2 separate regions of the Homo sapiens genome follow, and region 2 is linked to region 1. A link is a loop called in an ENCODE intact Hi-C map of the cell type or tissue named here. Cell type or tissue: A673. All regions are shown on one strand. Links, peaks and the distances in the headings refer to the core of each region. The heading gives the core; the rest is flanking DNA. Region 1 holds the start of LOC124900674 (a long non-coding RNA gene). Region 2 has its middle 20 kb from the start of LDB2.

Region 1 (16,053 bases), core at 4,704-7,203:
TGCTGCCCACTCCCTTTTGGAACCCATAGAACACTTACATGCAACATGCATCCTGGAAGTAAAAGAGAGTGGTGACCAGGGGACCATCTTTGACTAATGGAAGGAAAGAAGCCGATGGATAAATGTTTTTCTCTTTCATCTCCCAGGGACATAAGGATTTCAAAAGGCCCTCAGAACATCCTGGTGAGACCGAACTCCCACCCTCGCAGCAGAGGCCAGTTCAACAACTCATTCTTGTATCTGCTTCCTGATCTACTCCCAAATTTCTGCTCCCTGAAATCATTTTCCAGAGGATTAGCCCATATGAGAACCTTCGTCTTGGGCTTTGCTTTTGGAGAACCCAGGCTAAGATATAAGATTATTTAAAAGAAAAAATTTATAACATGTCTATAAATGGATAAAAACAGCCATTTGCCATTACAAAGATGAATTCTTCCCTTCCATGACTTTCCAAAACTTCTTTGCCTGTAAATATCTATTCCTCTTAGCTCATTCTTCCCATCCTTCTGCATTTTGATAGCACATTATCAGTTGCATAAAATTATCTGTTCTTACCCACCTCCCTCTATATTTTGAGAAATTTAGAAGATAAGAAAAGAAAAGAAAATGATGCCATTAAGGACTATTCCTTATACTCTTATGTTAACAAAAGATTAGCAAGTGTTGAAAGCAGTACTCAAAGTGTGGTTTATGGACAGATTATTGGCCTACAAACTGCTTTTTTAGTTTACAAACACTTAATAAGCTTGCTCCAAATGTAAATTAACTAAATCACTATATACAATATTACAACTGACATTAAAAACAAATTTATGACTTCTTCAATGAAGAAAGCAAGGCATTGATTTACATTGCTGTGTCAGACTCCTGATCTCAAGAAGTACTGTCTCTTTGAGTAACACTGGATTACAGGATTAGACAGTTATCAAAGTACTAACGGTGGACATTTCTTAGTATGCACTCAGTTCTAAGCACTCTTTCATAGGCCCTACTGATATTACCTCATTTAATTCTCAAAAAAAAACCTTGCATATGAGGTAGGTTATATTATTATTCTCACTTTATAGGTAGAGAGACTGACGCACAGTGAAGTTTAATAATTTTCCCAACATTACAGAGCTAGTAAGTGGTAGTGGCAGCCTCCCAGGTGACTGACCCCCAGTGGTCTTTGCCTCTTGGTATTTACTCCCTTGTGTAGTCAGCTCCCATAGTGTATTTGTGACCAAAGCACACACAAGTGATATTGTGTGATTTTCAAGGATAGATCATAACAGATATTGTTCCTTTTGCCTTGCTCTCTGGCATCAGCTACTTCAAGGAAGCCAGCTTCCACGTCATGACAACATTCATGCAGCACTATGGAAAGGCAAGAAACTGAGGCCTCTGTCAGCAGCCAGCACCAACTTGCAAGCCATGGGAGGGGGCATTCTTGGAAGAGAATCCTCCTGCTCACTCAAGTCTTCAGATGACTCCAGCTCTGGCTAACATCATGACTATGATCTCATGAGAGATGCTGAGTCAGAACCACCAAGCTTAGACACTTCTTCATTCCTGACCCACATGATATGTGCAAGATAATAAATTTTTATTGGTGTCTTCCATCTCTAAGTTTGGGGCTAGTTTCATATCCAACAATAGATAACTAAAATAGCAGTAGAAAATCTGGCTCCAGAGCCTGTTTTGTTAACTGCTATGTGTACTATCTCTCAACTGAGAGTTTATCTTGGGTATATGAAGAAGGATTAAAACAGAATTGAAGGTAGAGAAGGAAATGACTTCCTTCCTATGTGATGTTATTTAATGCCAATATTGTGTACCAGCTACCCAGCTACCATCGTCTCCACTAACACCAGCAGCATGCATTCAAAACTCTAAGAGAAGAAGAGTAGACAAGAGAGTATGGGATTTGAAAGAAGATAGTCCGGAATTGAATCCCAGTTCAGTTCCTTCACTCATTTTGGGTATTCCAAAAAAGAGGCCATAATAACCAGTGAGAAAAACAACTTGTAAAGCCCAGTCTCTCTGAGCACAGCTGAGAGCTGGCTATATATATTTATTTGGGATGTATGGAGTTCAGGGATTCATGGAATTTCTCAGAAGTAGGGGTACTTACAGATTGGGTAATATTTAGCTGTATGCCTGAGTGACAGTCTTGCTGATTGGATGACTTTCAGCAGTGTTTGTGCTGATGCAAAATAGCTAATGACCAATTAGGAAAAGTTTAAAACCATGTCTGGCAATTGTTTCAAGGCCAAAGAACAATGAGCCCTTTCCTAAGAAGATAGGAACTTTCTGTTCTTCCTTAAGCCATTTCCCTTCAATGTTCTTACCTGTAAAATGGGGAGAATACAGACAACTATTTATCAAGGGCCTACTATGATACTTGCCACACGCTAATCAACTCAGCCATTGTATGGCAGCAGCTGCCATAAACCATAAGTACACAAATGTATGTGGCTGTATTCCAATAAAACTTTATTTACAAAAATAGGCAGCAGGCAGGATGTGGCCAGTGGGCAGTAGTCTGCCAGTTCTGCTCCAGGTTATCTTTAGTCCCAGCTGTGGCCTGCTCTTCTGCCTCTCCTAGCTTCTAGCTCTGCTGTCCCATTGATCTGTATTACACTTTCCCCTTTCCTTAAATGCTTTTCTTCTACTGATGTGTTAGCTTTCAGTAAAGCATTACCTCATCAGGAGAAAGTGCTGTCCACACCTTTAGACTATTACAGGCCCCCCTGCTGTGTGCTCCCAAATGCATTTCCTCTTTCGCCACCTTCATCTCACTTTGTTATAATTATTTATTTCCATGTCTTTCTTCCCTGCTAAACTGTGAGCTCTGTGAAAGCAGGGATTGTTTGTCTCCCATGCCATTTGATCACAGGGCTTAGCACAATTCCTGACACATAGTAGGCATTTGGTAAATACAAAGGAAAAGAATGAATAAGCACGATTTTACAGAGAACATCTAAGATAAACTTTGGCTACTGTACACTTGTGTCTACCTATTTTACAATTTTTCCTAAAACCACCTTGTTCCCAAGAAATGGATTCTTCACTTCATATATTTTCAAGCTCACAGGCCATTTTGCCTCTATTTTACAGCGTAAGAATTTTGAAATGAGGAAACATCAGTGAAATCCATGTTTAAGGCACTTTTATTCTCATGCCACTATTTCCCTGCAATGGTGACCTTTAAATTTAGCCTGAGTATAAGTGGGGTTGTCAGAACATCAGGTTACATTATGTTATTCAGCTATTTGTGCCTTTTAAAGACGATGTAAGTTCCAACATAGACCGCACAGCGGGAAAGTTACCCTGATGATATTCTGGAAACTGCCGCAGCCAGGATCACATCCGGAAGTGGGTCAGTATTCAAGAAGGCTCATGCTTCTTGGAAGTCACTTTTACTGGAAACAGGCCCACATTTATCCTTCCAGAAAATAAGTAACCTGTGGCTCGTGCATGGCCTTTCTTCTTCAGGCAGATTGGAGAGAGGATTGTGTTTGAAAGAAAAGAATGGAAATGTGCCTGCAGCACTTATTTTTCTCCTTCAGGGTGGCGTGTGGAGCTGTGTGCTTGGACCTGCAGTGAACGGTGTAGTCACTGATTTTTCCACCTAATCTGGGGTTCAGAGGACTCCGGGCTGGTACTGGTCCTCCACAATTCCTCCTAGATGTAAACCAGCCCCCCGACCTTTTTTGCAGCTGTTTGACTAGCTGAGCCCACTTCCTCATTGATAAACAGCTTTGATAAATAGGTTGAACTAAACAGCTCCCAGAGACACTTCCAGCTCTGGTCATGCAATTGATTTCTTCAGGATGCTTTCAGAGACACATCAGGGCAAGAAGCATGGGGCATGGGGTGAACGGAGGAGGGAGAGGGGATCCAGCTTTGAATGGTAAGGCAGGGCTTCTCCACTTCTTGTTGCATTGCCATGAAACAATGACCTCTCGCTGTGCTCCCAGTCCCAAAGAATAAGCTGTAAGCTGATGTATGAGAAGAAAGATCCGAAGGAGATGCATAGACACATAGAAATCACAAATAATAATAATAATAATAAAACCTAATACAATGCCTAACTTGCTCCTTAGCTCCTTAGAAAACTGCAATGTGGCACTAGACAAAAGACACCTTCCTGGGCTTTACCCCAACCCAGTCCAGTTTAAATGACAATGGACCTGCACACTTTAATAGTTTTTAAAGCCCATTGCCTATAGACAGGCAGGATAATCTAGTAACAATGAGAAACATCATCAGGCACTAAGTTCTAGCACTGTTCTGATTGCTGTAAAGGTATTAGGTAGAGTCATATGCAGCGGCTGTTTTTCTAGGCCAAAAATGGATAAACACCAGCAATTTCATATTTCTATCTAAGATTAACTCTTTTGATTTTTACAACAATCTTCTAAACACTGTTGTTGTCTTTTGTTATGAGCTCTAGATGGGTTTTTAACTCAGCTCTGCTACTCTGGTCAAATGTGCCTTCGTTTTCTCCCATGTAAAATGAGACTAATAATACTGCTTGCTTCATAGGGTTATCACGAGGACTAAATGAGTGAATAAATGTAACAGTGCCTGACACATAAGTGCTAAATAAACATCGGTCATTATCATTAGCTTTACGTAAAGTGACGTTAAGGTCTCCTTCATTCTAGAAATACTTTGTGCAGTGGCATTTCATGTTTTTTTTTTTTTTTTTCCTACCAGGCACTTATTTCTTCTTCTCTTCTAAAATAGCATCCCAATTTCCCTTTCAGGGAACTTGTCCCCCTGGCTGACTATCAGCCAGGGATCCTTGCCTCCCCTCACTATGGCGTATACATGTACCCTGAGGTTAGCCAGCCTCTCTCCTGTGTCCTGTATTTTCCAAAGCCACATTATTCTGCTCTTCCTGTGATTCTGAAGCTCTTCTGTGTCCTTCCAATAAATTCCTTTTTTATTGCCCATGAACAATGGGCACGTGGAGGAAATACGGAAGGTAATTTAGCAGATTGTTGGCAAGTTAAGTTAGCAAGATAAGTGGTTTCTATTGTTGCAACTAAATATCTTTAAAATATATATCATTGGAAATAGACATTGTAATGTTCTTTTTATGAATAATGAAACCAGCTAACATTTACTGATTCTCTGTCTAGACTTTTACTATGTGGTTATGTTTAACACACTTCTGCGACAGTAAGCGCCATTAACCCCATTTTGCAGAGAAGAAAATTGAAGACTTAGATTCCTCTGCCAGCTTGTCCTGCTTGTGTGTCCTTGAGCAAGTCTCTGAACATATCCAAGGTCTCAGTGTCCTGATATGTGAAGTGGGGTTGGTGACCTTTCCCACGCACAGGGTGGTTTTGAGAATCAAGCAAGATGATGAACGTATAAAAGCTCTTTGTAAACTATATAGTTACATGCCATATACGGGTAAGATTGCATTATGATTCTCTTTGACAAAAGGACACATTTTAACTCCTGTGTCTTGGTGCCTAATTTAAGCCATTTGTTGTTCTTTCTGCATAATAATAATAATAACAAATAAATAATGCATGTTTCAAAGTGAAAGCCCTAGCTAACACACTCCCCAGAATGAGATTCTTTTTCTTGGAAGCAACACTACACCTATGTGGATTTCCTGGGTGCTTTATGTTCTTGCCAGGCTAATCATGGCTGAAACTTGTGTTCTCTGCTTTTCTGATCAAACTTAGAGTCCTTCTCTCTCTTTTCCCTTTATTTCCCTCCTGTCTTTCCCAATCTCGAAGCTCCCCAAGGACCAATAAATTCCGGCATTGACTACACACAGCCTTCTAAGGGTTTTCAGTATATTAGAAATAAGATCCAACTTCCTGTATTGAAACCAGAATTTAAATGAAGGTTTTCCAAACTCTACTGAGGATTATATAAAGAGTAAGCAGGAATCATAAAAATTAGGAATATTATTTTCAAATGCCAGGGTTTTTAATAGACAAATAAGGTATGGGATCAGGCTGCAGTATATTAGCAAAAGATAGAGAAAAACGAATGAACGAGAAACATTTCACTGTGAAAACCAGATGAATATTCTTATTGGCCCACAGTGCCATCTTGTGGATCATTTTTAAATAGGGCTTTGTTTTCAGTTGTGATTGCATTTGTTTGACTGTTCCTAATCATGTAAAGCATCCATTAAAGTCTGCAAATGATTTCCAGGTAACCCAAGAGAACATAGATGAACACACCTGGTGGAACTCATCTGTTTATTGATATCTCATCCTCCTTAGGCACAGTTGGCCTGTCATTCCATGCTTTAAATAACTTCTCTCTTTGCCCTCTGTAATAGTAGATGTTCATGGTTCTCTCTGGCCATTTTCTTCCAGCCTTCACCAAATCTACTTTATCTATGTAACTCCTAAGGTATGTTCTTTGCCTTCTCTTTCTAGATGTAGTGGTTATGCACCTTGTCACAGGTTTTGTAACCCATAGAAAACCAATGGTCACCCATGGTCCACGGACATTCTTTCCAGAAAAAGACACTCAGATGACTGTGCCCCTCCTGGCACACACACTCTGATAGAAACAGAACACACACTCTTACACACTTGCACACACCTACACTCACATACATGCTCACACATTTCAGCCAACAATTTCAGGGGGGTTCACAAAGTTCCTGGTTCCATGTTTAGAACCTTTGCTTGACAGTACTTCCTTCAGTGATGTTATGGAATCCTAGACTTGTAACTATCACACCTATGAAGAGGTATCTCAGATGCCAGGTTCTTTTCTATATCCAGTCCTTTGTTTCCAACCGCCCTCACTATTTCTGATGTAAACATCCTGCCCTTCCCTATGGCTAACGCTGTAGCCATGTTGATCTCCTCTCAAGAAACACTTCTGGGCACGTTCAAATTCTGTTCACTCTCCAAGCCCCGGTTCATATACTACCATCTCTGGGAAGTCAATCTCTAATCAGAGAGAATTAAACTTTCCCTTTGTGATCTCTTAGACTATTTTTTTAAGTTTTCACATTAAATATTTCAGACTTTCTACTGTTTATAATTGCCTGAGTAGATAGGTTCTTAAGGAAAGAAAACATGTCTGGTTTCATTTTGCAGCTTCTATCATAACAAGAGAGGGGCTTACCTTGTAGCTTGTAGCTTTTCCTTTAAAGTCTTTGAGATTGGAAGACTTGGTTTAATTTCTCACTTTAGACCTTAACGTGTGACTGTGAGCAAGGTAGTTAAGCTTTCCAAGACTCAGTTCTTCATCTGTACACAGGGATCCGATGGTTCCTATATGTGGGGTCTGTGGGAGGATTCAATGAGTCAAGGTATGTAATGCACTTTGCATGTTTCCTGGCACACAGCTGGGGATCAAAACATGTTTCTTGAATAATAGGACCCTCAGAAAAGGAAAAGAAGCTGAGGTCACTCTCTCCAAAAAATGTATTCCCATGATTTTGAAATCAAGGAGTTTGTCCTTTATTTCTGTAGGAGTGATTAGGATGTCCCTAAATGTTAGAAACTCAGTTAACAGCAGAGAAACAAGATGAATCAGCAGTTTGCTCTAATAGATCCAATCTTTGAAACCTTTCAATCAGCATTGGGATGGCAACCCAAGTAATTTTTTTAAGTATTATTTTATTTAGGCCTGTGTGGCTGGCTTTTCAGTCTGGGCTGACCATTAGCAAGAGCAATCTGCAGCTGGTTTCGGTCTCCTGGCACTAGTGGTTTTCACAGCAACAGCAAGTTGTCTGTGGTGCAGTAGAAAGAGCACTGAAGTTGGAGGTAGAGGGTCTGACCCAAAGGATACCCTTGTTCCTCCAAACCACATAGCCTGGAGAATAAATATGGACTTCTGCTGCTCATTGAGGTGCGCATGACTATTGATATAAATTATTTTATGTCCTCCAGCATGATATTTTGTGCAAAAAAACACTATTTTTGTAAGTTTATATTTTTAATTAAAACCTGTTTAGTTTACAACTTAAAAAATATTATCTTCCCGGTTTCTGCCATATTGCTTGCCAGCCCACTCCCCAGAGTGTTGATCCAGTTAACAACGGGCTAGATCACATTTCCCACAGCTCCCACAGGCTGAGAGGTGAAGCTTATTGTTTCTCCCTCTCCAACCCTGCCATCCTTGTTGAACTAAATATCCTCCAACAATATGATTTTCATTAATCTGATAGATGTACTGTGGGGTCATGTTGCCATTTAACTTGGGAATTTCTATGGTTATGAGAGATGTTGAACTTTTCTCCTAAGCTATTTAAATTTCCCATTCTATGACTCCCCTACTTATGTCCTTTGATGACAGAGTTGGCTTTCTTACCTTTTTCTTGTTGGTTTGCAGGAGTACTTTGTATATTCTAGGTATTAATCCCATTCAAAAATTCTCCTATTTTTTTCATTAGATTGTAGCTGTATGTTTCACATTGAAGTCTCTAATTATCTAAAAGTTCCTCCCTTGACCAGCCTGGAAAACAGAGTGAGACATCATCTCTACTAAAAAATACAAAAATTAGCCAGACATGGTGGCGTATGCCTTGGTCCCAGCTACTCAGGAAGCTGAGGTGAGAGGGTCGCTTGAACCTGAAGGTGGAGACTACAGTGAGCCGTGATCGTGCCACTGCACTCCAGTCTGGGTGACAGAATGAAACCCTGTCTGAAAAATAAAAGAAATAAATGAAAGATCCTCTCCTTGCTTATGGAATAAGATGAAGATCTCACTTTATTTTTCTCCTTAATATGAGTCTATTTCCCAATATCAACTTCTTAACAATCTGTCCTTGAGCCACCGACTTGTCTTGCCACCTCTATCATATATCAATTCCTAGATATATATGGATCTGCTTCTGAATTTCCTGTTCCATTTCATTGTGATAGTTGAATGTTCCTGTGATAGTACTGTTTTTGTTTCCATGGTTTTGTAGTATATCTTCATATCTGCTAAGAAATTCTCTTTCATTTTCTCTTCTTTTTAAAAATTAACTTAGCTATTCATGGACTTTTAGTATTAACCACAAATTTGAGATAAGTCTTAAGTTTATTTTTAAAATGCTGATGTTTATAAACTGCATTAATTTCTAAATTATTGGTTTTTGTTTTTGTTTTGTTTTGTTTTTGAGACGGAGTCTCGCACCGTCGCCCAGGCTGCAGTGCACTGGCGCGATTTCGGCTCACTGCAGCCTCCACCTCCCAGGTTCAAGCGATTCTCCTGCCTCAGCCTCCTGAGTAGCTGAAATTACAGGTGCCTGCCACCACGCCTGGCTAATTTTTTTGCATTTTTATTAGAGACGGGGTTTCACTATGTTGGCCAGGCTGGTCTTGAATTCCTGACCTCGTGATCCACCCACCTCGGACTCCCAAAGTGCTGGGATTACAGGCATGAGCCACCGTGCCCAGCCAAATTAATTTTTAAAGAACTGACTCTATTACAATTTTAGGTCATTCCACCCATTAACATAATGGCATTTTCATATATTCAAGTCTTTGTCTATTTCCTTTAATAAAGCTTTAAATTATGATCTGTAAAGCTCTTATATTTTGTTAAGTAAATTCTTAAATATGCTAGAGATTTATTGCTGTTGTAAATGTTATGTTATTTTCCATTATATGTTCTAGTTTGATGTTGCTGGTATAGAGAAACACTATTATCATTTGATACAGTCTCTGCAAATATTACTGATATGTCTTATTAATTCTAGTTCATGACGGTTTGAGTTTTGTGTAGATTATCATATCATCTTCAATTATGTTACTCTTCTCATCCTTTCCAGTCTTTAAATTTTATTTCTCTTGGCTGACAGTAGCACCCAAGACCTCCAAAGCCAAAACCACATTCACAGTAGCAGTAATAAAAGGTTGCATTCTATTTTCCTGATCTAATGAGAATGATCAAAGATTTTACCATTAAAGATCATCCTACAGTAAGGTTTAGGTATGGATATTTTATCAAGTTTAAGAAATTCCCTGCTAGTCTGAATTTGCTAAGAGGTTTTAACATAAATATATTTTGAATTTTATCAGATATTTTAATCTACTAATCATACAATTATTCTTATTTAGACCATTTATTTGGATACCTAGTTAATTTTCATTAATATTTCTCATGTGCTAAAAGAAAATGTCATCAGTTAGGATTTTTTTGCTTATATATCTGTTATCAAGTTGTCTTCTGCATGAAAGTCATTCATTCTACTTTCAAAGTGTTTACCCTTAACTATTAAGACCTATACTTGTGTTTATTTTTCTATATGGGTCTCTAAAACTTAGCATTAACTCTACGTTTCTCCAAACAGTACAAAGACCCTAATTATCTTCATTCCTTCTCCTTTTTTTTTTTTTTTTTGGTTTGATAAGAGTCCACTGTTTCCATTATAGACTTCTCACATCCTAATTTTCAAGTTGGTTATTCTTTGCAAGTGCTTGTTCTGGCCTTTATTACAAATTCCCTTGACTACTCCTTTGAGATATTTACTATATCTATTTAGATATTTTTAATATGCTCCATTCATTCTACTGCATCTAGTAAATATGAATGGCTTCACCATATCATCTCTACCAGGAGAGGCAAAAGTTCAGCTCCTGGTTTCCCTCCTGTAAGTCTGAGGAGAATGGATCCTGCCTCAGGACATTGGGCCTCTAGGATTACTTATTTATCTTGGTATTGTCCACTTGCCACTTCTACCAGCAACATTGACCTTTGCTAGCACTGCTTTAACAAGGTACCACCAACAGAATGGTTTAAACAGTATATTGTCCCATAGTTCTGGAGGCAAGAAGTCCGAGATCAAGGTGTCAGAAGACTTGTTTCATTCTGAGGGATGTGAGGAAGAACTGGTTCCAGTTCTCCCCTAGCTTCTGGTGGTTTGCTGGTGTATTAGTTCATTTTCACACTGCTGATAAAGACATACCCACGACTAGGCAATTTACAAAAGAAAGAACTTACAGTGACTGGGGAGGCCTCACAATCATGGCAGAAGGTGAAAAGCATGTCTCACATGGCAGCAGATAAGAGAAGAAGAGCTTGTGCAGGAAAACTCCTATTTTATAAACCATCAAATCTCATGAGACTTATTCACTACCAAAAGACATATTCACTACCACAAGACAGCATAGGAAAGACCTGCTCCCATGATTAAATTACGTCCCACAGGGTCCCTCCCATAAGACATGGGAATTTAAGATGAGATTTGTGTGGGGACACAGAGCCAAACCATATCATTCTTCCCCTGGCCTTTTCATGTCCTCACATTTCAAAACCAATCATGCCTCCCCAACAGTCCTCCAAAGTCTTAACTCATTTCAGCATTAACTCAAAAGTCCGTAGTCCAAAATCTCATCCAAGACAAGGCAAGTCCCTTCCTCCTATGAGCCTGTAAAACCAAAATCAAGTTAGTTACTTCCTAGATACAATGGGGGTACAGGCATTGGGTAAATACAGCTGTTCCAAACGGGAGAAATTGGCCAAAACAAAGGGGATACAGACCCCATGCAAGTCAGAAATTCAGCAGAGCAGTCAAATCTTAAAGCTCCACATGGTCTCCTTTGACTCCATGTCTGATATCCAGGTCATGCTGATGTAAAAGATGGGTTCCCATGGTCTCAGGCAGTTCCACCCCTGTGGCTTTGCAGGGTACAGCCTCCCTCTTCACTGCTTTCACGGGCTGGCATTGAGTGTCTGTGGCTTTTCCAGGTGCACAGTGCAAGCTGTTGGTGTATCCAGGTGTTTTCATACATCCTCTGAAATCTAGGCAGAGGTTCCCAAACCTCAATTCTCCACTTCTGTGTACCCACACCACATGGAATCTGACAAATCTTGGGACTTGCACCCTCTGAAGCCATGGCCTGAGCTGTACCTTGCCCCCTTTTAGTCATGGCTAGAGTGGGTGGGATGCAAGACACTAAGTTCTTAGGCTGCAAACAGCACGAAGACCCTGGGCCTAGCCCACGAAACCATTTTTTCCTCCTAGGCCTCCGGGCCTGTGATGGGAGGGGCTGCCATGAAGACCTCTGACATGTCCTGGAGACATTTTCCCTAATGTCTTTGGGATTAACATTTGGCTTCTTGTTACTTATGCAAAATTTTGTAGCAGGCTTGAATTTCTCTTGAAATGGGATTTTCTTCTCTATCACGTTGTCAGGCTGCAAATTTTCCAAACTTTTATGCTCTGCTTCCCTTATAATACTGAATACCTTTAACAGCACCCAAGACTCCTTTTGAATGCTTTGCTGCTTAGAAATTTCTTCTGCAAGATACCCTAAATCATCTCTCTCAAGTTTAAAGTACCACAAATCTCTAGGGCAGGGGCAAAATGCCAATAGTTTCTTTGCTAAAAGATAACAAGAGTTTTGCTCTTTGTAACAAAGTTGTTTGCTCCAGTTTCCAACAATATCTCCATCTGAGATCACCTCAGCTTGGACCTTATAGTTCATATCAATCATCTCCATCTGAGATCACCTCAGCTTGATCCTTATAGTTCATATCACTATCAGCATTTTGATCAAAGCCATTCAACACATCTCTAGGAAGTTCCAAACTTTCCCACATTTTCCTGTCTTCTTCTGAGCCCTCCAAACTGTTCCAACTTCTGCCTGTTATGCAGTTCCAAAGTCGCTTCCACATTTTTGGGAATCTTTTCAGCAGCACCCCACTCTACTCATACCATTTTAGCGTATTAGTCCGTTTTCACACTGTGGATAAAGACACACCCAAGACTGGGCAATTTACAAAAGAAAGAGGTTTATTGGACTTACAGTTCCAAGTGGCTGTGGAGGCCTCACAATCATGGTGGAAGGTGAAAGGCATGTCTCACATGTTGGCAGAAAAGAGAAGAGAGCTTGTGTAGGGAAACTCCCCTTTTCAAAAATCATCAGGTCTCTTGAGAGTTATTCACTATCATGAGAACAGCACAGGAGGGACCTGCCCCCATGATTCAATTACCTCCCACAAGTTCCCTCCAATAACACATGGGAATTTAAGATGAGATTTGGGTGGGGACACAGCCAAACCATATCACCTGGCAATCTTTGACATTTCTAGACTTCTAGCCATATCGCCCTAGTCTCTGCCTTCATATTTACATGGCATTCTCCCTGTGTGTATGTCTGTGTCCAAATTTCTCCTTTTTATAAAGACAACAGCATATTGGATTAAAGGCCCACCCTATTCCAGTATAATTTCATCTTAACTAATTATATCTATGACGACCCTATTTCCAAATAAGGTCACATTCTCAGGTACTGGGGCTTAAGACTTCAACATATAAATTTTGATGCCTTTATAAAAAATATATAGTTTGAAAGACACAATTCAATCCATAACAGCCTTCAAAGTACCTCCCTGGACCTCTGCCCTGGGTGCTGCAATTTTATAATCTAAATAACTAATCCTTGCTCTGTAGAGAGGAATGGAGAGGTTTGTCCTCAGCTTTTATTTTCTTCCCACCCCAGTTGCATGTATCATTTCTCTGTGGTCTATAGCGAGGGCTAAGCTTATGATACTGTTTTTCTGATTTATATTGGCAGAAAACATTAGAGAGAGAAACAAACACAACGACAGAGCTTCCACCGTCTGCAGTTCCTGCCTTCTTCTATTCTAAGCTGCCATTTTTCCTCTATATTGTGACCCAACCGTTGTTTTGTCTCTGGGAGTTTTTTACAGTTTTTATTCACAGTCTCAGATCCACCACCTTCTCTCTTGCTTCTGTGGCATTTCAAAAAATTCTTTCACAGGCAGGAGACTTAGTCCATGTGAATTTGATATCTAGTTGGAATCATCCTTTGCCTGAAGTTGTTTTATAGCACACCAGTACACAGGAAAACCCTTAGTTTATCAGGTATTTCTCATTTAGGGAAGAAAAAAATGAGTGTTTTTATAATTCCTACAATGGAGGCAAATGGATAGGCAATTAAAGCTAAAAGCAAAGTTTTAAAATATATTTTAAAGTTAAAGATTTTTGCTCAAGAAAGAGTAAGCAGCTGTAGAAAAGTTAGTACATTGATAAATGATTGTTTTCCAGACATGGATTATTGTTGAAAACAAGAGGATGCTTGTTAAAGTGCTGTAGATATATTAATTTTTCTTTTCAGCATTGTTTGCTTAATACTTTGTTATGGTTCTTCCTGTCAACTTAAGACTAATGAGATCTATAAGTTTGGAAAGGACACTTTATTTCTTATAGAGGATTACAGCTTGTAAAGTGACCATTCTGACAGGCTCAGAGTGTAGCCTCCAGTCCAAGCCTAGAATCAGGCACTTGGAGAGAGGGAAGCGTGAGACAGGAATTTAAGCTGAACAGGTTGTCCAAGTATACTTATTCAACAGATTACAGGAGGAGCTATGAATATTCATGAAGGTGGTCCTAACTCAAGTGTACTGAATAAACATACAACCTATGTTCACTATGGGATAGAGACTTAACCTTTAAGTGTATTATATAGGTCTTTACAGGACACAAAAGCATTCCAGTGTGCAGTCTCTGTAAACTGACCAAAACCAGTTCATGATCAGTGGCCTCTTATCAGGAGAAAGTGATTGAAATCAGTCTCTTGTCCAGTGAAAGCTATACCTGTGGCTTTTGGAACAGGAGAACCAGTCAGTATCTTGTGGTAGATGAGCAGCAAATTATTTTAATATTGCTTATCTTGAAGCCAGTGCTTGTTTCACTGCTAGAGAAAAATAAAAACCTGTGGCAGTTAGAACATAGTTTATTTGTTGCCAGCTGTGATGGCTCATGCCTATAATCCCAGCACTTTTGGAGGCCGAGGCAGGGGGATTGCTTGAGCCCAGGAGCTCAAGATAAGCCTGGACAACATGGCAAAACCCCATCTCTACTAAAAATAAAAATAAGTAAATAGATAAAAACAAGAAACAAAAAATGTTAAGCAGTTTTTTAAAAAAAGAACATATTTTAGTCTTTTAAGTGTAGGGGCATAGGTCTTGCCTGGCATGGTCTTAGGTTTACAGGTTGGGATCATATTGCCACAGAGTCCATTCTGTCAGTCTTATGATCTCTATTTTAACATCAATGCTGATCAGTCGTGTCTAAACCCAAAAGGAAGAGGTTATAATGAGGGGTATCTGATCTACTGTCCCATCATGGCCAGGAACTCAGTTTTTAGTTTCTCTGGGGTACCCTTGGCCAAGGGGAGGTGGTGTATTCAGTCAGTTGGGGGAGTTCGGATTTTCTTTTAGTTCACATTTCTCATGCTCTAATGCACTTTTACCAGCTGAAGGTGATGGAAGAAATCATGGGGTGAGAGTCGAAATGCCTGGGGGCTTGACTTGACACTGAGCAGGTCCACTGAGCTTCCATTTTCCTCTGTCAAATCAGGGGCTAGAGCCCACATTCTGTCCACGTTCTCACCACATTTAACATTCCATCAAATAGCATTTGCTTGTCACAGAGTGAAGATCACTGTGCATTGTACTTTTGTTAGTTTGAGAACTTGAAGGGGCTAAACCTCCAAGAAATTTTGTACATATTTTCTTTTGTATCGATTTATCTCACAGACGGATGATATAACCTATCTGCAGTAATTCTGAAGTAATTTTATAAATCTGGTGGTAAAATGAGATTTACAAATATAAAATTTGATCCTAATGTCTACATTTCTAAATGGATAGAAAATGAACACTTTCTAAAAATACCCAAAACAAAGCCATATAATATGCAAAAGCAGACAAGCGTTCCTTTGATTTAAAGAATGTACTTCAAAAAATGAATTTACTTCTCAGTCTATCCTTGATGGTCATGACCTTGGGAGTCTTGAGGCATACTGGCCAGATGTCCTGTAGAATGTCCTGTAATTTGAGTTTGTCTGATGTTTTTCTTGCAATTATCCTGGGGTTATTGGCTTTTTACAAAAACCTTACTGATGTGAATTACATCACATCAGATTAGGTGATACATGATATTTGCATGATACCACTATACTACCTTAACTTTTATTACCTGACTAAGACAGTGTTTTCCAGGTTTCTCCACTGCAAAGGTACTGTTTTTCCCTGTCCCTGTGTTATTCTTTGGAAGGAGTCATTAAATGTAGTCCACTCTCAATGACAAGAAGTGGGGGAATTAAACTC
Region 2 (16,053 bases), core at 8,592-11,091, 630 kb before region 1:
AAGAAAAAGAAAGAAAAGAAAGAGAAACTAAGTAGGTGGAAGTGCTAGAGCAGGGACAAGAAAATTGTCACTGCAAAGCCAAAGGCCCCCCGATTTACTCTTCCTGGCTGCACTCAGAGGCTGGAGGCCAGGTGTGAGATCATCACAAAACACTGATTTCCAGCCCTTCTCATGTCCAATCCTGTCAGGTGGAGTGGGGGACTTTAGCACTATTTTTCAAAACCCCCAGGTGATTCAAACACAATTGGGTTTGCAAACAACTGAGCTAACCCAAGCAAAGGAAAAGTCAACCAAGTCAATCCAGATGGGCAGGAAGGGGATGAGCTAAATCTAAGACCAGGCACTAAACTTCTCAGCAGCCTAGCAAGGGTGCACAGAGGAAACCTCCCTACTTTGAAGAATCCCTTTGATGTGTCTAATACATAATTAGAGAGATACCACTGCTTCAACGGTAAAGAGATCCTACACAGCAAAGCTGCTGAGAAAGAACAAATTAAATTCAGTGTTGCCCAGCACTGGTGTGTAGAACAGATGGAAAGGGCAGCACCCAGCTGCACCTTGCTGGAGAGGGAGGCATCCACACCTGTAAGCCCTCTGCTACCTATTCTCCTGTAGTCTTTAGGGGAGAGCTGTGAGTATACATTCAGAAGTTGCTTGGGAATTTTAGCAGGCAACAAAGACCATGTACTGTGGGTGAAAGCAAATTATTAAATAACAAAAAAACAATCCAAGCTGCAATCTACCAGGTTTCTAGGGCACTCAGTGTAACATGGGAGTTCTGTTGGACCCTACTGAAGCAATAGGTGTGTTGCTTTCCTTAAAGACGGACGACACCATGTCCTAATATTATGAACTCCAACTTTTTTTTTTTCCTGTAAACTCTTACCAACTCTATCACTCAGCACCTGAAGCTTCAAATAATTGACTTGTGGAAATGAAGACATAAACAGAATTTAGCTTCTTCTGCTCCAAATCACATGCACCCATAGCCTTAATTCCTTCTTATGGAGCTCTTGGTACACATTTGAGTCCAAGCTTCTAAGTTTATCGATAAACTGAGTGTCTGCAAAAGCAATTGTTTGTGAAATATCAAGAGTTGTAGATAACAATTATAAAGGCCAGTAAAATTCAAATGTAAAACAATCAATCAGCAAATATTAAACACCTAGTGTATATTTTTCTACTTTTTCCCCCATGGCAAATTTCACTATCTAACTTACTAATAATTCACTCATTTATTAAGCATATTGTTTGTCTTTCTCCTCTTGCGCTAGGACGTAGGCTTGTTTGCGTGTTGAAGATTGTCCCAAGTCCTAGCTCAGTGCCCTGTGTGTAGTCACTCAGAACTACTTATTGGATGAATTCATGAATAAAAGTTAAACAGGTTCTGGATTTCAGGTTCTGGATTTCCATGAACAAAATGAGCTAAGCCTTGATTTATAAATCCAAATTATAATTTCTGGCTTAATGCAACCCCTTTTGTATTAATAGGAAACACCAGAAGTTAGCTGAACATTGGGTGGTTGGTAGGTCCTGTCAGGGAGCAAATGAACATCAGCAGTCAGCATGGTTAGAAAAGAAAGCAAACTAGTCCGATGCTCTTGAAGGCTATTTTCATCTAGTAGAGATGTTGGGATGCTGCAAACTTTTTTTTTTTCCACTTTGGGATTTTTCTGTTTAGATCATTGGAATCATTTTACTTCATTTGCAAACAACTGAGTGAAGGTATTGTGATGTGTGACCATTAGGATAACAATTTTAGAATCAGAGATGCAGAGATTGACTTTAGACTGTAGATTGTAGGGAGGAAAGATTTCTTTCCTCACCCCTCTGTAGGTTCATGGCTGAGGCACCTGTAACAAAAGACAGATTAACAAGAGAAAAACATATAAATTTATTTCACAATGCAAACAAATAGTTTTCCTTTGCTACTCTGAATCTGGAAAGAAAAGGACAAGAAGCTTTTACCTTCCTTTCCCCACTGGAAACTACAGACAGTGGGGAGTGTCTGTAGTATCCAGGAGTTTTTAACGTTCCTCACCCCACTGGGAACTACAGACAGTAGGGAGTGTCTGTAGTATCCAGGAGTGCTGACCTTGGGAAGAATTCTTCCCTTTTTTTTTGGCATTTTGTTCATTGTCCCGGGATCTCATCTGCAGGATTAAAAGTGACCAGAAAAGTCTCAGCTGTTCTACCTGGGGTGTGAGGAACAAACTCGGGGGAGGCAGAAGAAATATCTTTCTTTACTATCACAGGGTTCATGGCTGGGGTCCCTATAACAAAAGACAGATTAGCAAGAGAAAATCATATACATTTATTTAATGTAAGTTTTACATGACATGGAAGCCTTCAGAAATAAAGACCCAAGGAACAGGAAATCTGTATGTTTTTATGCTAAGTTTGATGAAGTGGATAGTTGTAGAGAAGTGTGATTGGACAATAGGGGTATAATCTAATGGTAATAAACCAGGGGAAACTTAACAAAGCTTGTTTATACAGACTCTTCTCTGTGTCCTTGTGTCTTAGAGATAAGGACATTTCTTTCCTCTGGGTATAGGGAGGGTACCTCTGAGATGAGGGTCCTATGACCTGCTTTGGAGGAAGGTCAGAGAATTCTTTTATAATCTGTAGCAGAAGACACGGGCAGGGGAAGGCCAGAGAGACCTTCCTGCTTCTGCTGTTTTCTCAAATGCCAAGGTGCCATATTTTGGGGTAGCATCCTAAATCCCATCAAGACTGTAACCTCCTAAACAGCAGAGACCCATTTTTGGTAGGCCTACCACACAGAGGGCACTTCCATATACAGTTGTCAAGACAAACCTCATAACTTGCCCCCAGTTTATAAATAGAAGGGTCAAGATTTGAAACCAAGTTCATTCCCTTTCCACTGTCCAGGAGGATAATCATCAGGACGGCTGGAATTTTCTGAGTGTTGTCTTTGTAGCAGCCAGTTCCAAACACCTTATATTTCAAGTTTGTGGGGAGAAGGAATTTGAATCCAGCCTGTCTCTCTTCAGAGTCAAGACTCTTTATTGTTAAAGTTGTATTTTAGTGTCCCTGAGATTGGTTTTTATGCATAGAAAACACTATTTAGAAGTTGTATTTGGGTCTAAACAACTAGTATTCAATGCATCAAAGTTACAGATTCATGAAACCTAGCTCTTTCCTAGGATTTTAGCTTCATTTTGAAGTTTTTGCTTTACTTATAAATCTAGCAAATGTTAGCAATTTTTTGTTTATTTTTGTTAGCAATCTTTTTGTTGATCAGTTGACATTTTTTATTATTTTATTTTGAAAAATGTCAGACATACACAGAATGAATAACATAATAAACCCACATGTATCCATCATTCAGTTTCAATGATTATCAGTCAACTAATGGACAGTTTCTTCCATCCATACTTCTACTCACTTCCCTTTCTCTTATTATTAGAAAGCTAATTGGCATTATCCTATCATTTCACACATAAATACTTTAATATGTATGTAAGAAAGACAAGAACTCATAAAAACATAGCCCCTATTTTATTACTTTACATAAAATAGCAGTCAATTTTCAATATCAAGTTTACAGTGTTACTCAATTTTTCAATTGTTTCGTAAATGTCACTCTTGTAAAAACATTTTATTTGTTTGCATGAGAATTCAAATAAGATCCATATATTGTGATTGTTTAATAGGTATTTTAAATTTATTTTAATCTATAGGTTGTTTCTTCTCTCTCTCTATCTCTCTTTGCTACAATTTGTTTATTGAAGAAAATGGGTTATTTGTCCACAGTCCTTTCTTTACAGGAATAATAAAATTTATATTTTGCATAATTATTTAATTGCATTATTTCACAATACACACACAATAGTCTCTGAATGACAGCATCAACTTTGCCATAAACAATAGGAAGATTTTTGAAAGTTTACATATTTGAGGGACAGTTCTTTTTGTCCTTAGTGTGTATCCTACCCACCAGGGATAAATAGTCAAATTATTGTGACTTACAGTCATTCGGAATTATTTTTCTTTTTGTGGATTTGACACAAACTATATATACAGTGAAATTCATCTGTTTCATTTTACTTTTTATTAGTAATAATAGATTTTTAAATTTAATTTGTTTTAAACATATGTAAATTTTTGGCATAGTTCCCAAGACAATCAAAAAACAAAGCCAAATCTTAAAAAATAGACCCCAAATAGGTGACTATTTTCTTTTTATTTTAGGGCTTATTCTTTAATTATTTGCTTTTTATTAATATAAGCAAGTATATGCATATATCAGACTCCCTTTATTTAAGAAAACACAGTATTCACACTTTTCTTACCTTGCTTTTTAAATATAACAATTGATCCTATTACTCTATAGTATATATTGATAGAGCTATTCCTTATTTTTTATATAAATCTGCATGTGATTACATTGTGTGAATGTGCCAGGGTTTATTTGACCAATCTTCTTCTGATGGACACTTCGGTCATTTCCATGTTTTTGCTATTATAAGTAATGCTGCAATAAACAGCCTTGATGCTATTCCTTTTCCTCCCTCCCTCCCTCCCTCCCTCCCTTCCTTCCTTCCTTCCTTTATAAGTAATCCTGCAATAAATAGCTTTGATACTATTCTTTTCCCTCCCTCCCTCCCTCCTTCCCTCCCTCCCTCCCTCCCTTCCTTCCTTCCTTGCTTTTAGCTAGGGTATTTGTAAAATATATTCCTAGAAATTGGATCGAATCGAAATTTAAATGCACATATCTACCTATCTATCTATATTTATATATATAGATATTGACAAATTCTCTTCTGTAAGAGTTTTACAACTTTGCATTTCTAGCAGCAATATATGAAAGTGTCTACTCGCCTAAAGTCAAACCTATAGAATTTTTGCCAAATTAATAAGAAAGCTTGGATTTTGCTACTTAATGAATGAGAAATGGTATCCTAATCTGAAGTAGATTTCTTTAATTATAAATTGAGCATGTCTACAAAAGTAATCATATAATTTTTCTCTTTTGGTTTATTAATATGGTGCCTTATACAAATACAACCTCTGATATTGAACCACCTTTGCATTCCTCAAAAACAAAAGTATCCATGGTTACAATGTTTATTTTAGTTTTTTTTTTTTTTTTTTTTTTTTTTTTTCCTGAGATGGAGTCTCACTCTGTTGCTCAGGCTGGAGTGCAATGGCGCTATCTCAGCTCACTGCAAGCTCTGCCTCCCGGGTTCACACCATTCTCCTGCCTCAGCCTCCCGAGTAGCTGGGACCACAGGTGCCAGCCACCACACCCGGCTAATTTTTTTTTGTATTTTTAGTAGAGACAGGGTTTCACCGTGTTAGCCAGGATGGTCTCGATCTTCTGACCTCATGATCCGCCCACCTCCGCCTCCCAAAGTGCTGGGATTACAGGCGTGAGCCACCATGCCCGGCCTATTTTAATTTTTTTAATACTTTTCTTTTAAGGTTAGGATTGTTTATTTCTTTAATGCGCTATTGGGTTATGTTTGCTAATATTTTATTAAAGATTTTTGCATAAATATTCAGTAGTGTGAATGGTCTGTATGTAGTTTTCTTTTTTGACACAATTTTGTCAACTTATACCAATGTTATATTCACTTTATAAATCCATTTAGAATTTCTCCTTATTTTTATCATTTATTCTTTAATATCATATGAAAAATGCATATTCATTGAGAAGCCCTTTTAGCATTCCAATGAACTGAGGTTGCCTATCTACTAAGGAAGGCAGGTAACATCTCAGTTAACTGTATAAAAGAGACTGTCGCCGGGTGCGGTGGCTCATGCCTGTAATCTCAACACTTTGGGAGGCCAAGGCGGACGGATCAAGAGGTCAGGAAATCGAGACCATCCTGGCTAACAGAGTGAAACCCCGTTTTTACTAAAAATACAAAAAATTAGCCGGGCGTGGTGGCAGGCGTCTGTAGTCCCAGCTACTTGGGAGGCTGAGGCAGGAGAATGGCGTGAACCCGGAAGGCGGAGCTTGCAGTGAGCGGAGGTCACGCCATTGCACTCCAGCCTCGTCAACAGAGAGACTCCATTTCAAATAAATAAATAAATAAAAATAAAGACTTTGTCTATGAATGAGGCTTAATGCTGCAGACAACTGGTCAGACTCTCAGAGCTATTTTTCCTCATTACAGAAGATTGGATGGCACATAGCATATGCTCAAAGATGTTCGATATTATGATAAGATGACAAAAGGAACATAAGCCTGATGAAAATCATGAATCCTAAATTAAAATCAGTACATGTGGTCTGGCAACAGGATACGATATTTGAAACTGGGACTATCCCAGAAACCCCCAGATGTACAGTTATGGCTCCTATAGACTCCCTAATGTTTAATTGAAGTTAACCATTTGTCCACATGAAAAGAGAGGAGGAAAGAAATGAACTAACCCTGAGAGTATTTACTATGTGTGAAGCTATATCCTAAGGGCTTTTCTCCCTTGATCTTATTTAATCCAAACTAAGAACCCTTAAGAGTAGTTATTAGTTATTATCACTAGATTCAGGTGAAGAAACTAAAGCTTAGCATAGTTCAAGTAACTTTTTAAAAGTAATTGTCAAATTCATGAGATAAGAAAGTGACAGAAAGGAAACCAAAAAGAAACTGGGACTGTTGGTTACAGAACCTACTTTTAACTACTACACAAGGAATCTTTTCTTTTCTGAGTTTATTAGGGGTAGTATACCTTAGTAGCAAAAAGTTAAAAAAATAAAAATAAGACAAAAAGAAATGAAAATAGTATGAAATTTCACCTTTTGAGAAAATGTTTCAAATGCCTTCTTCCAGGACATTTCTTGTCTAAATTCATTCATATAAATATGCACATATAAATGTTTATGTGTGTGTGTGTATATATATATATATATATATATACACACACACATATATATTTTAGCAAAGATGGGCAAAAAAGCTATAAATACACGTAGAATTTTGTTAACTTTTTAAAAAAATTGTAGAATTTTCAAGTTTTCAAGATTCTGCTTTTTAAATTTTAATAACACAATTTCCCTTCTTGCTCAGAAGGAAAACTTGATCACCTTTTTTGTGGACTCTGATGGCTGGCTTTGATTCCTCTGCCATGCCACTGCTTCTTAAGAGGTTGTACACCCCAGGCGCAGTGGCTCACGCCTGTAATCCCAGTACTTTGGGAGACTGAGGCGGGAGGATCACGAGGTCAGGAGTTCGAGACAGCCTGGCCAACATGGTGAAACCCCGTCTCTACTAAAGACAGAAAAAAAAAATTAGCCAGGTGTGGTGGAGTGCGCCTGTAATCCCAGAAATACGGGAAGCTGAGGCCGGAGAACCGAGAACCGCTTGAACCTGGGAGGCAGAGGTTGCAGTGAGCCGAGATTGCACCATTGCCCTCCAGCCTGGGCTACAGGGCAAGACTCATCTCAAAAAAAGAAAAAAAAAAAAAAGAGGTTGTATATATTTTATACGTAAGAGTGGGCGAAAAAAGGGTTGCGGAAGGATAAAGGAAACAGTCCCTGGCAAATGTAGGTAGTCAATAAATGTTTGCTAACTGAATTAAAGAATGCATGCTAAGTTCGATCTTCTTATATTTAAATGCAATTATTTCATCTTTGTAGCAAGTAATAAAGGATTGCAAGTTTCTGGGGGTGGGGCCACTTTCACTCCTGTCCCCGTGAAGAGACCACCTAACAGGCTTTGTATGAGCAACAAGGCTGTTTATTTCATCTGGGTGCAGGCGGGCTGAGTCCGAAAAGAGAGTCAGCAAAGGGAGATGAGGTGGGGCCATATTATAGGATTTGGGTAGGTAAAGGAAAATTACAGTCAAAGGGGGTTCTCTGGCGGGCAGGGGCAAGGTGGGGAGGGGGTGTCACAAGTTGCTCAGCGGGGGAGCTTTTAAGCCAGGATGAGCCAGGAGAAGGAATTTCACAAGGTAATGTCATCAGTTAAGGCAGGAACAGGCCATTTTCACTTCTTTTGTCATTCTTCAGTTACTTCAGGCCATCTGGATGTGTACTTGCAGGTCACAGGGGATGTGATGGCTTAGCTTGGGCTCAGAGGCCTGACAGCCACTACTAAGAAATGATTGTAATTATATTATTGCCTCCACTGGCTCCACTATTGAAAGTGAAATGATGAAGGAGTTCAACAGCTCACGTATGAGGAAGTATATTTTAGGGGCCTTTTTGTGCTTCCTTTCCTCCCCACCTCTTACTCAGCTAATGATCTAATGGTAGGAAAGCAGGCAAAGGCCATAAGCAGGCAAGTTCAGAATAGAAAAATATACAGATGAATGATTGTCATGAAAATACTTAATCTCACTTATAGTCAAAGAAATGTCAGTTATTACAAAATACATAACTGTGAAATTATTGTATATGTGCATTATACATTTTGGTGGACACTGACAAATTGTCTTCCAAAAGGACAGGACCCATTCACACTCTTCCCCAGTGATTACTATGGCCATTCCTCTACTTCTCTGACAGACGTGAATTTTTTCTGTTATTAATCTAACAGAAACCAGCATTTTATGTTGATTTTCATTTTCTTGATTATAAGTGAGGTTGAATGTCTTTCCATATTCTCAGTGGTGATTTGTACTGTGTGAATTGTTGGTTTATATCTAATGTTCATTTTCTATAGGATTGTTTTCATTTTCCTATTGAGATATACATTTTAAAAAAATTAAGGCTATTAATCTTTATTCATTTATTTTGCAAATATTGCCACCAAATGTTTTATTTATCTCTTAACTTGGCTCACTGTGTTATACAAACGATAATTTCATTGCCATAATTATCAATTCTTTCTCCATTGACTTCCAGGTCTTATGCTTGACTTTGGAATATATTTCCCATAGAGATTTTTTTCCCATTGCAATATTATCAGAATATCCTTCTTTGGCTGGGCGCGGTGGCTCCCGCTTGTAATCCCAGCACTTTGGGAGGCCGAGGCGGGTGGATCACGAGGTCAGGAGATCGAGACCACGGTGAAACCCCATCTCTACTAACAATATAAAAAATTAGCCGGGCGAGGTGGCTGGCGCCTGTAATCCCAGCTACTCGGAGAGGCTGAGGCAGGAGAATGGCGTGAACCCGGGAGGCGGAGCTTGCAGTGAGCTGAGATCGCGCCACTGCACTCCAGCACTCCAGCCTGGGTGACAGAGCGAGACTCTGTCTCAAAAAAAAAAAAAAAAAAAGAATATCCTTCTTTAAATATCCTCCCCGCCTTTTTTTTTTTTTTTTTTTTTTTTTGACAGAGTTTCCTTCTTATTGTCCAGGCTGGAGTGCAATGGTGTGATCTTGGCTCACTGCAACCTCTGCCTCCCAGATTCAAGCGATTCTCCTGCCTCAGCCTCCCAGGAAGATGGGATTTCAGGCGTGCACTACCACCCTCGGCTAATTTTGTATTTTTAGTAGAGACAGAGTTTCACCACGTTGGTGAATTCCATGAAGAACTAATAAAATATGGCTGTGCAATGAAGAAAGTGGGTTTCTGTAGATTGGGTCATTAGGGAAGACTCCGATGAAGAGGTGGTGTTTAAGCTGAAACCTGAATAATGATCAGAAGGTAGGCTTAGAGTCTGGGCAAAAGAGAATCCCAGAGAGTAAAAAGCAAGTACAAAGACCTTAAAGGGAATTCTAGTTTGGCGTATTTGAAGTCAGAAGGAAGGCGGTAGAACTGGGAAGAGGAAAGACATGGACGTGCTCAGAGATGTACACAGGGTCCAATAGTGAGTGGCCTCACAGAGACTGGTAGATAGCTAGGGTTTATTCTAAGTGATAAGGAGACATTGGAGAACTTTAAACAAGGACACCCTGTGGTGTGATTTAGAATTTACATTCGTATGCTTGCCCTCCCTGAGGCTGCCACTAGAGGGAGACAGGAGGCGCTGAGGCAGTCACAACGCAAGCTCCCCAGGTACCGCCCCTGCTCAAGGGAAATCACCGTGCATTCAGGCCATTACCTGCTATAAGGGCAGGGAATGTACAGGAGGGAAACCGGCTGTTCTGACTGGGGAAAGAGGGCCGGAACTTTGTGTCGTTTTTAAAAAGGCGGGTTATCAATGGATCTGCTCATGTCATCTCTTTGATTTTGTTTGTTTTCATTGTTTGATTCTAAATAAGCAATCATACTCCAGATATGAGGGTCGGCGTGCCACTTTCTGTTGTCCATATACTGACCACACCAATCTGTAGGGCCATTGTCCCCTCCCCATTGAGTGATGATCTAGTTCCCAAAGCAGGATTCTCCGGACCAATCTCACAGCCCCCTCCCCAAAACCCACAGCCTGAATCTTGGGAAATTGTTCAATTTCACCATAACCTTAAGCAGAGTCCTATAAATAACTAAAATGTATGGCTCAAATTCTTCTGCAGTAAACACACTGGAAAGAAAAATGTGCAGTCAAACCAAGTTCCAGTAGATGAGGAGCTTATTTTTTAAACTAGGGAAACTAACACATTGAAATTCACATAAAGCAAAATAATTGGGATTGTGCCTTAGAGTTTAGCATAGCAGGGGTTGAAGGAAACAAGCTGGTATGAAGACCTCAGCAGCAAAAGAGAAACGTCTTCAACATTTTAGGCTCAGAAGAATATCTTCCTCACAAGGGAATGTGGTGTAAGATCTGGGTCACTGACCATGTTGACTACTGAAGCTTGACACATTGTGGAATTCTAAGACAACCGTGTTGCCATTTACATGGTGAATAAAAGGGATTCCAAAATTTTTAACTTGTTTGAGGAAACACACTGCTGTAATAAATACTCCAAAGGCAAAATTAATGTCATTCAGCGACTGAGAGAGCGGTGGTAACCCACTTACTCCCTGAACTAGAAAAGTAAATGACAACCGCAAGTTTTATCTTTAAATAAAGCAAATATAAATGAGTATTTTTCTGTTAAACATCACTCGAAATGTTTGTGCCAAACATAAAAAATAAGTGTGTGTATAGGATTTATACACACACTTATCTTTTATGGCACCATGTTGTGTGACTTAGAATTTACATTTGCGTAAATTTTGGACTTAAAGAAAAGTTGCAAAAATAGTACAGAGAGTTGCTGTATGCTCTTCACCAAGCTTCACCTAATGTTAACATCTTACACAGTCATGATACGTGATTTAGTTAATGCTCACCATTTATTCTATACAAGCCTTCAGTGACTGGATAATGCCCACCCACATTGGGAAAGGCCATCTGCGCTACTCAGTCCACTAACTCGAATGCTAATCTCTTCCAGAAACACTCTCACCAACACACCCAGAAATAATGCTTAATCAGATACATGGGCATTCCATGGCCGTCAAGTTGACATAGAATTAACAATCGCAAGTCCACCCCTTGTCAACTTGGCACCCACACACATCCTCTTAAATCATACTTATTCTCCAAATAAACAGAATTAAAAGGTCAAAATTCCACCAAATGTTATACAACTATCATGTGTAAAACCAGAAATGCACTAACCCCTTCCACAGAGGAGGAAATAAAGTCCTTGAGTGATGTTAACTCTTCTGCTTGATATTTTATGACTTATAAATTATGATGTAGTTAATAATATTAAATACTATATTATAAAGTCAACACATCTTATAATATGTGATAAGAAAATAAGAAAGGGAAGAAAACAACGTTTGCTTAATGCACACATACACACACACAGACATACTCGTAACAAAATAAGGAAGAAATACTCATGACAATGACAGCCTTCATTTCTGTAACTGGTCACATGGCTGTAGCCAGTGTTTATAATGACCTTTTTCCACTACCCATTCTGTATTCCTCTTGCCTTCAGCAAACACCTCAGCTGGCTGTGGTTCTTTACCTGTTGGGGTGGCCCAAACTTTCATTTATGAAGGTCCTGAGCTATTTGTAGTCCTTCCTGGATTGGGTCACTCTTCATGGACATTAATCACAGGGCATGGTGACACTAAGAGACATGCTAAGGAATCTCCTACATTCCATACATCCATAGTGGAGTAGCAGTTCAGTTTCCCCTTGGAAGTCAGGATCACTCACTCCAGGCAGTACAAAAACTCCTTTCTTTGCCTGTTGATTGATTTGGAGTCCTGAGGAGCCCTAAATGGCTGGAAGTCTTAACTTCCAGTTCAAAAGAATCATTTTTGTGTCTCCTGATGGAAGAACTTCTCCCTTTGGAACTAAGACCTCTAGGCCAGCAGAGAAGAGGTTGCAGGAACAGGAAGCAAAAATTTTGCTAGTGGGTCCCTAAAGGTAATAGTGAATGGTGACACTCTCATTTCTACCCTTTGATTCCTGGACCCATGAATCCTGGCTATAGGAGGAACAGTACTATATACTGGATGCTGACTGAGAGACTTACATAGTCTTTTAGAAAGCCTTGCCCCAGCCCTGCCTGGTACTGCCACCTAGCTGACATTGTTACTGAGTTTTCAACAGGCCATTTCACTGATCTATCAGTGCAGCTGCTAGAGGATGGTGGGGAACATGGTAAGACCAGTGAATTCCATGAACATGCACCCAGTACCACACTTTCTTCTGAAGTGAGTTCCTTGATCAGAAGAAATACTCTATAGAATGCCATGACGATGGATAAGGCATTCTGTAAGTCCATGGATGGTAATTTTGGCAGCAGCATTGCAGCAGAAAAGACATATTCATCTCCAGAGTAAGCATCTATTCCATTAAGAATGAAACACTGCCCCTTCCATGGTGGAAATTGTCCAATGTAATCAACCTGCCACAAGGTGATAAGCTGATCACCTCAAGGAATGGTGCCATATTGAGGACTCAGTGTTGGTCTCTACTGCTGGCAGATTGGGCTCCCAGCAGAGGCCATAATCAGATTGGCCTTGGTGAGTGGAAGTCCATGTTGCTGAGTCCATGCATAGCCTCCATCCCTGACACCATGGTCACTTTGTACATGAGCCTATTGGGTGAAGATAGGGTTGCCTGGGAAGAGAGGCTGACTGGTACTCACAGACTGGATCACCCTATCTACTTGATTATTAAAACCCTCATCTGCTGGGGTCACCCTTTGATGAGCATTCACGTGGAACTAACATATCTGCATGTTTTATGCCCACTCAAAGAGGTCTATCCACATATCTCTTTCCCAGATTTCCTTGTCACCAGTTTTCCAACCACGATCTCTTTAAGTCCCCGATCATCCAGCCAAACCAATAGATGCAGCCCATGAAGTGTATATAATCGCATATCTGGCTGTTACTTCTTCCTGGCAAAAAAAAAAAACCCAGATGCATTGCTTAAAATTCTGCCCACTGGAAGGATTTCCATCTACCACTGTCCTTCAGGATGCCCCAGGAAAGAGCTGTGGTGCTGCAGCTGTCCACATTCAGTGGTGCCTGCACATGATGCAGAACCATCGGTAAACCTGTTCCAAGCCTTCTCTTTCTCTGTCAACTGATTGTAGGGGACCCCCCATGAGGTCATAAGTCCAAAATGGAAAAGAGAAAGCAGTGTAGCAGAACTGGCGACCATGGCATTTGGGACACTTCATGTAAATTACTTGTGCCTTCACGACCTGCTCAGACCCCATCATGTATACACCATTTCCATTGGATAATGGAGTGTTGCTGTGCACGCCTCCATTTATAGCTTGATAGGCCAGCTAACACTCAATTCCTTGTGGTCAACTCAGGTCCCATGGTGACTTGCTGGCTCATGGTTCAGTCTCTACTAAGGCCTGGTAGCAGGCCAAGGGCTATTTCTCAAAACAAGTGTAGTTAACCACAGTGGATGGCAGGTCTTGCTTCAAAATCCCGAGGGCCTGTGCTGTGATCCACCTAATGGGCCTGCTAAAGCTCCAGACAGCATTCCTTGCCCATCTGCCACGGAGACACCAAGCACTATTGAATCTGCTGGATCGTATGGTCCAAGTGGCAGAGCAGGTTGCACAGCAGCCAAGACCTGCTGCAGAGACTTCTCTTGTTCTGTGCCCCTCAAATTAGCAGCTTTTTGGTTCACCCAGTAAATGAGTTGGACTAATGCACCCAAATGAGAAATATACTGCCTCCAAACTCCATAGAGGCCTATCAGGCATTGTGTCTCCTTTTCACTTGCAGGTGTGGGGCCAGATGCATCAAAGCGTTCTCTGCCTTAGAAGGGAAATCTCCATGTAGCCCCACAACACCAGCCTCCCCTTGAGTGAATTGAAGAGCCATGACTCTCTGATTCTATGATTCAAGTTAGACTTTTGTTCGCTCAACCTAGAATTTGCTTATATACATTAAGTAAGAATTCAGTGGGTTTCCTGTCTATTTCACTTCTAGGAACAGCATGATCAATTAGTCAGCCCCACAGGTCAGTGTGAGTCAGACTGCTCTGAGGGCTGCTTTGACTCTGCTGTGCCAGACAGTGACCACGTTCACCTGGCCTCGGGTGGTTGATGCTGCCGTGTGGACCCTGCCACCCCAGGATCCAATTACACCCATTGCATTTAGGTTTCCCAATTCAGTAACTGAAGTTCCGCTGTAAGGCCTGCGCTGTATAGAAAAACAACTGTGGGATGATTTTCCAAGGATGCTGGGGCTCCTCACATAAGTTTATTTCTCACAGTTGTGGTGGTAGGGTCTTAGGACCCTTCCAGTGTGAGTGAGTCGGTTTTAAATGGTGAATCCACCCTAACATTCCATCTCCCTAAGCTTTGAATCCCTTTTTCTACTTTATTTATTTATTTATTTATTTATTTATTTATTTATTTATTTTTTGAGACAGAGTCTCACTCTGTCACCCACGCTGGAGTGCAGTGGTGCAATCTCGGTTCACTGCAAGCTCTGCCTCCCGGGTTCACGCCATTCTCCTGCCTCAGCCTCCCGAGTAGCTGGGACTACAGGCGCCCGCCACCACGCCCGGCTAATTTTTTTTATATTTTTAGTAGAGACAGGGTTTCACTGTGTTAGCCAGGATGGTCTCGATCTCCTGACATCTTGATCTGCCCGCCTCAGCCTCCCAAAGTGCTGGGATTACAGGCGTGTGCCACCGCACCCAGCCCCTTTTTCTACTTTAAATCAAAATGGCTTTGACATTTCCAGCTCAGTTACCATGGCCCACCCTTTGGTCCATGTTCCAACCAACCAACCAAACGGCCAAACTGCTAGAGCCCTTTCTAACTCCTTGAGCTGCAGCATTAAATGCAGAATCTCTCGGTGAGTCCATACCAATAAATTCAGCCCAATCCAACTTTAAGTTTCTTCCACCATTATTCCATCCCTTACTATGCGTTCCCACACATGTTCTGGATTTCTGTCCTTGTCATTAGAAAACTCAAGTCTTTCTTTTGGAGTGCAGTGCACCTCCTCAGGGGTCACACTGTGTCCCTCAACTGTAGAGCTGCTGGGACTTACTTCTGGTTACAGGTCTAGAAGCAAACAGGAACTATGGGATGGCTCCTAAGGAGACTCAGCATTGTCCTGCACAGCAACTGCCTCAGAGAGGCCATCCAGTTTCCTTGGGAATGCGGGGTGAGGCCCTTCAACCTGCTGACCCAGTCTACCAATTCAAATGGTAGTGTCATCCAGAAACACCTGCACTGCACAGACACATTCAGAATAATGTTTGATCAACCGTCTGGGCACCCAGTGGCCCAGTCAAGTTGACACATAATATTAACCATCACCATTTCCAACACTTGCCTAGCAGATGTGATGCATTGTGGTGACAACAAATGTTTACCCATTTCAAGTGAACATATGGGCCATTGTGTCCATAGAATATTGATTGGTTTTGATATTAATTTGTCACTGATGACATATTTCGCAGCATGTTGCATGTTTTGAAAAGTTTGCTACATATTAGTAAGTGCATCCAGACCTAGTTTGTCAAGATGTGCTAAGTACACGATACTCTGTGGGTGCAAGTTTCCAGGCATAGGGCTCAGAACCTCTTACTCCAGTTAATGAATCAAAGAAAAGGTTGAATTATAGGTTAGGGAGTCAAGGAAAGCATGCTCAAGAAGTGGCATTTATGGGCCGGGTGGGATGGCTCATGCCTGTAATCCCAGCACTTTGAGAGGCCGAGGTGAGCATATCACCTGAGGTCAGGAGTTCG

The links. Peaks named below come from ENCODE experiments on the same cell type or tissue, not always from the same donor. Only the 100,000 strongest peaks of a DNase experiment are listed, where the experiment ranks them.
Region 2: it touches region 1 in a loop (4-fold over the local background); 12 of 110 quality-filtered maps call a loop at or near these places.

The regions. Positions count from the first base shown.
Region 1 is chr4:16,280,097-16,296,149 of GRCh38, reverse strand. LOC124900674 (a long non-coding RNA gene) reads right to left here and starts at 9,064. Exons shown (of 5, transcript XR_007058064.1): 1 at 8,296-9,064; 2 at 7,105-7,266. In A673, for the core only: a CTCF peak has its summit at 6,075 (motif pointing left); DNase peaks (open chromatin) are centred at 4,939, 5,749 and 6,049; H3K4me3 peaks cover 919 bases; H3K27ac peaks cover 1,239 bases.
Region 2 is chr4:16,910,744-16,926,796 of GRCh38, reverse strand. No RefSeq gene overlaps it. Among named protein-coding and RNA genes, the nearest start is that of LDB2, 20 kb to the right of the region's middle. RefSeq lists an enhancer at 7,572-8,389 and a silencer at 9,940-10,019. In A673, for the core only: a CTCF peak has its summit at 9,859 (motif pointing right); a DNase peak (open chromatin) is centred at 9,866.